3 separate regions of the Homo sapiens genome follow, and regions 1 and 3 are each linked to region 2. Evidence: chromatin loops called from intact Hi-C (ENCODE). Cell type or tissue: heart right ventricle. All regions are shown on one strand. Region 1 overlaps THSD4 (thrombospondin type 1 domain containing 4). Region 2 overlaps THSD4 (thrombospondin type 1 domain containing 4). Region 3 overlaps THSD4 (thrombospondin type 1 domain containing 4).

Region 1 (2,500 bases), 110 kb before region 2:
TGTAAAATGAGAGCATGACCATTTCATGTTCACTAGGATGGCTATACTCAAAAAAGACAGATAATAGTGTGTTGGGAAAGATAAATTGGTAACCTCATACATTCCTAGTGGGTAGGTAAAATGGTGTAGTCACTTTGGAAAACTATCTCGGAGCTCCTCAAAAGACTAAATGTAGTGTTACCACAAGACCTAGCAATTGCAGTCCTAGGTATATGCCCAAGAGAAATGAAAACATACATTTGTATATAAACTTATACATGAATGTTCATAGCTACATTATTCATAATAGCCAAAAATGCAGAAACAACCCAAATGCCTATCAACTGATGTAGAGAGAAATAAAACATTGGTATACCCACAGAGTGGATTATTATTCAGCCATAAGTGCTGATATATACTGTAACATAGATAAACCTACAAAATATTCTAAGTGAAAGAAGTGAAAGAAGCCAGACACATATGATTCCATTTCTATAGAATGTCTAGAATAGGCAAATCCATAGAGACAGAGAGTGGTTTCCAGGGATTGGGGAGAGAGGGGAAAAGAGAGTGACTGCTAAAGGGATGGAGTGTCTTTTTAGGATGATGGAACTGTTCTGCAATTAGATAGTCGTGATAGTCACACAACCTTGTAAATATACCAAAAACTATTGAGTTACATAGTATTTTTAAATGGTGATTTTTACGGTATGTAAGTTATATCTCAATAAAGTTTTTTTTAAGAAAGCATGTTTACTTACAAGGATGTTGTAAAGTCAAATTGAACTTACTGATAGAAATGCATTTTTTAAATCTGAAAGCAATTTTTAATGATTTGTTTCAACAATATTTAACAAACCTTTATTGAGCAACTTCTATGAGTGCCTATTGAGCATCATGTGTGATTTTTTTTTCCACTTGTTCACATTTCCAGCCCTGACAACGTAAGTACATGGAACACCCCCACCCCGCCCCCACACCACCATAAAGTAGGGCTCTATGAGAAGAACATGACAGTGCACAGTAAGGGTTCTAAGTCCAGGTTCCAGGCCCAGTTCATCCAACGGGCGTCTGGGAAAATTGCTGTTGCTATAATAGTTGTTGAGATAATGGCTGCAAACAGCATGTTTTCCTTACAACAGGCTGGCTGCCATCCAGGGCTGGTTATGTGTGATCTTCCACAGCTCTACAAAGATAATGCTAAGCAGTCAGCATGACTCAAGCAAAGTCACTCCATCCAGTCTCCCTCCCTACACACTCACCCTGGAAATGTGTCATCTGCAATCATCACCTGGAACTGACAACTCCCGCCTTTCTGTTTCCTGCCAAGATCCCTCTCCCGAGCATCAACCCCATGTGCCTAGCTAACCTCCAGACTAGAGCCTGAAAAGTGCACATAAGTCACCCGGGGGTCTCACTAAAATCCAGCTTCTGCTTCAGCGGGTCTAGCACAGGCCTCTGCTTCATTTGTAACAAGCTCCCAGATGAAGCTGATGTGGTGGGTCCTGGGACTGCACTTTGATAGCTCCACGTGTCACTTCGAAGTCAACACACTCAAGTCCGGATTGACCATCTTTCCTCCACAAAACTGATGCCCCTCTAGCTCTTCCCATATTCTCTATCTCAGTAGTCCTTAAACTTGAACAAGCATCAGACTCACCTAGAAGACTTGTTACAAAAGACTGTGAAGCCCCACCTGCAAAAACTCCGATTCCATTGGTCTAGGGCACGGCCTGAGAATCTGCATTTTTAACAAGTTCTCAGATGATGATGATGCTCTTGGTCTGTGGGCCACAGTGAGAACCACTGTTCTGTCTTACTCCCAAGTACCACCATCCCCTGAAGACGGCTGGCTCTTCCACCCACCCCTTCTCTCTGCATTCCACCCAAACTCCTTGGCTTACCCACTCAACCTACACAGCCTGGCTCCTGCTGCATCTCTTGTCAGCCCTGGCCCTGCATGGACCACCCACACCACTTGTACCTCCTCAGTAGGCCAAGGGACTTTATTCTCCATGTTTTGACCTATGCTGTTTCCTCCTCCTCAGCTGCTTTCTCCAGCATCGTTTCCCAAAATAATGACCTAGTCACCCTTCAGGATTCAACGGAAGCATTTTGGTGTCAATGAAGTTTTTCCTGGTCCAAACCGCCCTCCAACCCTCTCCTTCAAAGAACTGATGCCCTTCTCTTTTGTCCTTCCACTGGGCCTCATGTAGCTGTCACAGCACAATCTTCTATTATGCTTATTGTTTGCACACCTGCCTTAGTTGACCAGGCTGCAGGCTCCTTCAGGGCAGGGACTATGCCTTATTTCTTATATCCCTATAGCCTACTACAATGACTAGCACATAATAGGTGCTCAGTTAATTGACCCTAGAAAAGCTGAAATAACAAACGAATGGCTCAAACCACTATTGCCAAAGGGAGAAAAATCTCCCCTCATCATTATTGTGCCTGTTTAATTTCTGTTATATGAATTATTATATCTTATTAAAAGACTGTTAAACTATTATGGCCCTGA
Region 2 (2,500 bases):
AGATATCATCTCACACCTGTCAGAATGGCTATTATCAAAAAGATAAAATAAATCAAGTGTTGGTGAGTATGTGGAGAAAAAGAAAATCTTGCATACTATTGGTGGGAATGTAAATTAGTACAGCCATTATGGAAAATTGTATAGAGCTTCCTCAAAGAACTAAAAATAGAATTACCATATGATCTAGGAATCCCACTTCTGGGTATTTACCCAAAAGATTTGAAATCAGTTTGTCAAGAGAGATCTGCACTCCCATGTTCAATGCAGCACTATTCACAATAGCCAAGTCATGGAATCAATCTATGTGTCCATCAACAGATGAACATGGTATACCTATGCATATGATGGGACATTATTCAACCTTAAAAAGGAAGAAAATCCTACATGCTACAACATGGATGAACCTGCAGGACATTAAGCTAAATGAAATAAGCCAGGCACAGAAAGACAAATACCACATGTTTTTACTTATATGTGGAATCTAAAACATCAAACTCACAGAAGCAAAGAGTAGAATGGTAGCTACAGAGGCTGGAGGGTGGGGGCAATGGTGAGGTTATGGTTAAAGGGTAGAGAGACTCAGACAGGAGGAATAAGCCTTTTTTGAGATCTATTGCATAGTGCAGTGAAAATAGTTAATAGCAGTATTTTGTACATTTCAAACTTCCTAAGAGTAAATTTCAGATATTCTCACTACAAAAAATGATAAGTATTTGAGGTGAGGAATATGTTAGGTTGATTTCATTATTCCACATTGTATTCATAAATCATAGCATCACTTTGTGCCCCATAATATAATGCAGTTATAAATTGTCAATCTACAATAAAATGTTTTACAATTTTTTGAAAATAAAATTTCCATTTGATTCTTCTATTTCTTTGCTGAGACTTCTCATTTATATTTTCTTTATTTGCCTCAGGCATGGTCATAATTGCTCCTTGAGGCATTTTTATGATGGCCGCTTCAAAGTCTTTGTGAGATATTCCCACATCTCTGTCAACTCAGTGCTGGCATCAACTGATTGTCTTTTTCATTCAGTGTGAGATCTTCCTGGTTCTCAGTGTGATGAGTGATTTTCCATTGAAACCTGGACATTTTAGGTATTATGGTATGAGGTGCTAGATCTTATTTAAACTTTCCCTATTCCCTGGCTTCTTCTGACACTGCTCCAGCAAGGAAGGGGGCCCCCAACATGATGGCCACGTGGGAACAGAAGGCCAGGTTCCCCACTTGGCCTCTAGTAACACCCGAGGGGGAAAGGGGAGTCGTCATTGCTTCTGGGTAGAGGTGGGAGTTCCAGCTCCCCACCAGGTCCCCAATGACATGTCCCTGGCTTGGAGGGGCAGGAGAGCCTCCTGTGGCCTGTGCTGGTACCACAGCAGGGAGGCTCAGAGGGATGCATGGCTTCGTTACTGCTGGGTGGTGGTAAGAGCCCTGACTGTCCACTAGGCCTCCTCTGACCACGCCAGTAGGAATGAAGAATTAGTGTCCCGGAGATGGAAATGGATTGCTGGACGTCAAACAAGTTAGTGACAAAGCTGGGGCTCAACGCCCATGCCCTTGGCTGCAAGACCACTCGCTTCTAAACCAAACACACAGGAAGAATGCCAGCCCCCTGCCCAACAGAATAATGAAAGATCTCACCAGCCAAAGGACAGCGAGCGGCTGCCTCCCTTCACATCCTGCCAGACCCCAGGCCAGAAAGCACATGTGGCTGTGCGCCACCACCCCCTAAACAACACAAACACACGTCTACTTAAGACGGGTCTCCCATCCAACATACACAGCAAAAACATGTTCCCGAGCCAAGAACCACAGCACCACAGTCACCTTCGGGGCTGGTGGTCTTCCATCTGGAGAGGTTCTGGCTTTCCTACTGTTGGAATCTCTGAAACCAAGATACACCCAGGAGCAGCCAGCAGGCCTGGCGCCCCCCTCCTGACTGGAGAGCTGGGTCTGCACCCAGCTGGAGGCGCCTTCTTCGGACCTGGGGCCTCCCTCTGGCCCTGGCTGGCCAGCCGCGGTCTCAGCACAGCCCTGCTTATTCTCCAGTAAGGGAAAGCTGGTGACCCGGGAGGGGAAACTCTGCTTTCTAACAGTCTTTGTTTTTGTTTCCATTTAAAAAGGTTAGTGACTTTATTGCATGTGGAAAGAACCAAAGTAACAATTTCAAAGAGGCTCAGCATGTTTTGGATCTGACCAAATATACAGAACTTTTGAGTGAGGAGGAAAGAAAAGGGAAAAGAGGGAGCAAAAGTTTATTCCACATTCACTGTGTGCCAGACACAAGCCTTGGTGCTCCGTCTATGCTCTCGCCTGCCTTTTACAATAAAAAAATTCCAGCTAGAATCAAGTTCCAAACTCCAGCCAGCAGGCTGTTGGGAGTCAGGCAGAGCTGCTGGACTCCAGGAGAGTACACAATAATAAACCAGTGTAGGGTATAAAATTTTTTCTTTTCTTCTCTTTTCTCTTTTCTTTTCCTTTCCCTTTCCTTGCCTT
Region 3 (2,500 bases), 59 kb before region 2:
CCCAGAGACGCCCAGCTGTTGAGCTTAATCTCAGAGTCACTGGAACAACCACTTCAAGGTTGAATTCGTCACCCCAATCACATGGGAACATTATCTAATTAAGTGGCTCTGCCACTTGAGGGGCAAGGAGAGCTGAAGTCGGGTATTGGGAAACACAGGTTGCTCTTCCATGACAACAGGTCACACAGTTGAAATCCCAAAACCATGGGCAGGACCAGGTTGTGTAAATGAGGTTCAGCTGCCCTGGCTCCCACTGCCACCCTGGCACACAAAGGTCATCTCATCCATTTCCTCCATGTCTTTGTATTTGCTATTCCTCATCCCAGAATCATGGCCCCTTCCTTCTTCCCTGTGGATAATGCCTCTTTTCCCCCCATTGCATCTTACTTATTAATTACAAAATTGTCCCTGGATAATTCTTACTTTGCTTTTAAGATTCAGCTTAGAAATGTTGTCTTTGAGTCTCAATTTCTTCCTCTGTATAAAGGGGACAATAGTAGCTTCTACGACACAAAGTTGTTGCCAGGATTAAAAAATAGATAATGTGTAGAAAGCACAGTGCCCAACATACAGAAAGTGTTTAACAAACGTTGGTTGTCACTGTCATCATTGTCACTCTCCTCTGTGATCACAAACTCTGGCCAGACTTTAACCATTGCAGTGCACCTCCTGACTGCACTGCACTTGTTTATTCCTGTCTTCCCCATTAGGCTCCGGGCTCTTCCAGGGAGGGGTGGGTACATCACCAGCATATCTCCAGTGCCTGGCACACAGTAGGTGTTCAATAAACCTCCTGCATTATCTGAATCAACGAATAAATCCATACTAAACAATAAGCCCTCCTCCTGCGGGTCTGTATCTCTGTGACACGTCTTCCCTGTGAAAGGCACAGGAAGAAAATAAAGGAAGAGAACAGAATGTTCTCGATGCTACTCAGAAATATTCTCAAACAAAGATTCTACATAATTCATTTGTACTTTGACATTTTATGGCCTTCATTTTCTCTGAGTGCTTTCTACAGATATTGTTGTTATTTTTTTCACTCTAAGGACAATGCTCTCAAAGCCACGGTTGTAATAGAAATTGGAAAATCAAAGCAGATCCATGTGGCCTCAGCATAACGAAAACAAGGTAGGCCAAAGAGAAATCAGGTAATGCATGGATTTATGGTCCAAATCATAACCTGTTCACACAAACTACCAATGTCACAGGAGGAAAAAGACACCACACTTTCCAATGGCCAACATATTTTGAACAATATTCAATACAATAAAATTCCAGTAAAGGCCCTTTAAATTAGGTATAACTCTTTTTCCACCCTAAGATCTTTATATTTGGCTTATAAGGAATCCTGTATCTGGGATGGAGCTGAATGTGTACTAAAAGTGACCACTCTTTGCTTAGAGAATTAACAGTTTTAAAGAAGTTGGTCTTAGGAAATGTAGGTATTAGGAAACCTGGTGCCAGCAAGGTAAACTCTGTGGCCAATGGGCTTAGCTCAAAGGTTTTGATGCAATTTAAAAGGTCGGTTTACGCCTCAAAAGGAGACTTATCAGTTAGCAGAAGCTCAAGGTCAGCCTAAAGGCAGGGAAGAAATGGGTTTAGTGTTCAGCATAGGGAGAGCCAAAAAAAACCAAAGGGTTTGGGGAGCGGGTGGGTCTCAGTGACATTATTAACATGAAAACAAAACAAAACAACAAAACGAAACTACTTCCATCACATTTCAGGACAGCGTGAGGGTAACCTAATGATAGACAGTTGTATATGACCAGGATGGAATGTAGGAGCTTAAATCTAACTAGAGCAGAACAGGGGACAGTCCAAGGAGGAAGCTGCCACTTTCTAGAGACCAAGGGAGATGGTGCCATGTGAGCAGATGGGAGGATATGCATCACTGGGGTTCAGCTTTGCAGCCAGATGCCTGGGTTTAAATCCATGCTTCTACCTCTGGGTAGCAGTGGATTTAATGTCTCTAGGCTGAGGTCTCCTCATCTATGAAATTGAGACAAAAATATCTGCTTTAGATGGTAAACGTGAAAAGTTAACAGGCCAATCCTTATAAAGTGCTTAGCCCAGGGTCTGGGACATGGTGAGCATTCCATCAAAGTTAACCATCTGTGTAACTCTTAACAAGGGCACGGGGCATGGAGAACCTGGACCAAGGACCATGCTGTCCCATCTCACACAGCAAGATTTCCCAAGTGTGAGATTTTGGGACACCTGCTTCTTTTCCGTAGTGATAAGCAGTAAATTCCTTAAGCTACAAAGGCTGGGAGGCTTGTCTTCAAGGGTAGCCACAATCAGAAGTCTGAAGAAGGCTATGTGCTTTCTTCCTCTTTCCAGAGAATCCTGAGATTGAGAAGAGGGAGAATACTTTAAAGAGGAGCCCCTCCTACTACAGAAACCTCAGTGTAACAGCAGGAATGACCCTGTGCCTCCAAACATGTGGTTTAAGAGGCAGATCTAACATGACTCTTCAAAAACAAGCCCAGGGAAAAGA

Evidence for each region. A loop is a pair of places that touch in the nucleus more often than their neighbours do. Peaks named below come from ENCODE experiments on the same cell type or tissue, not always from the same donor. Only the 100,000 strongest peaks of a DNase experiment are listed, where the experiment ranks them.
Region 1: a loop joins it to region 2, with 2.0 times the contacts of the local background. A loop is called at or near these places in 12 of 110 quality-filtered maps.
Region 3: it touches region 2 in a loop (2.3-fold over the local background); 5 of 110 quality-filtered maps call a loop at or near these places.

Annotation. Positions count from the first base shown.
Region 1 is chr15:71,236,516-71,239,015 of GRCh38, reverse strand. All of the region lies in intron 4 of THSD4 (thrombospondin type 1 domain containing 4), which reads right to left. Among named protein-coding and RNA genes, the nearest start is that of THSD4-AS1, 49 kb to the right of the region's middle. In heart right ventricle, no CTCF peak of the experiment used is centred here; a DNase peak (open chromatin) is centred at 1,135; H3K27ac peaks cover 1,973 bases.
Region 2 is chr15:71,125,130-71,127,629 of GRCh38, reverse strand. All of the region lies in intron 1 of THSD4 (thrombospondin type 1 domain containing 4), which reads right to left. Among named protein-coding and RNA genes, the nearest start is that of CT62, 11 kb to the right of the region's middle. In heart right ventricle, a CTCF peak has its summit at 1,373; no DNase peak of the experiment used is centred here; H3K27ac peaks cover 2,500 bases.
Region 3 is chr15:71,184,056-71,186,555 of GRCh38, reverse strand. The region is part of intron 3 of THSD4 (thrombospondin type 1 domain containing 4); the gene reads right to left. THSD4-AS1 (THSD4 antisense RNA 1) reads left to right here. Exons shown (of 3, transcript NR_120351.1): 2 at 1,050-1,131. Among named protein-coding and RNA genes, the nearest start is that of THSD4-AS1, 3.8 kb to the left of the region's middle. In heart right ventricle, no CTCF peak of the experiment used is centred here; no DNase peak of the experiment used is centred here; H3K27ac peaks cover 2,408 bases.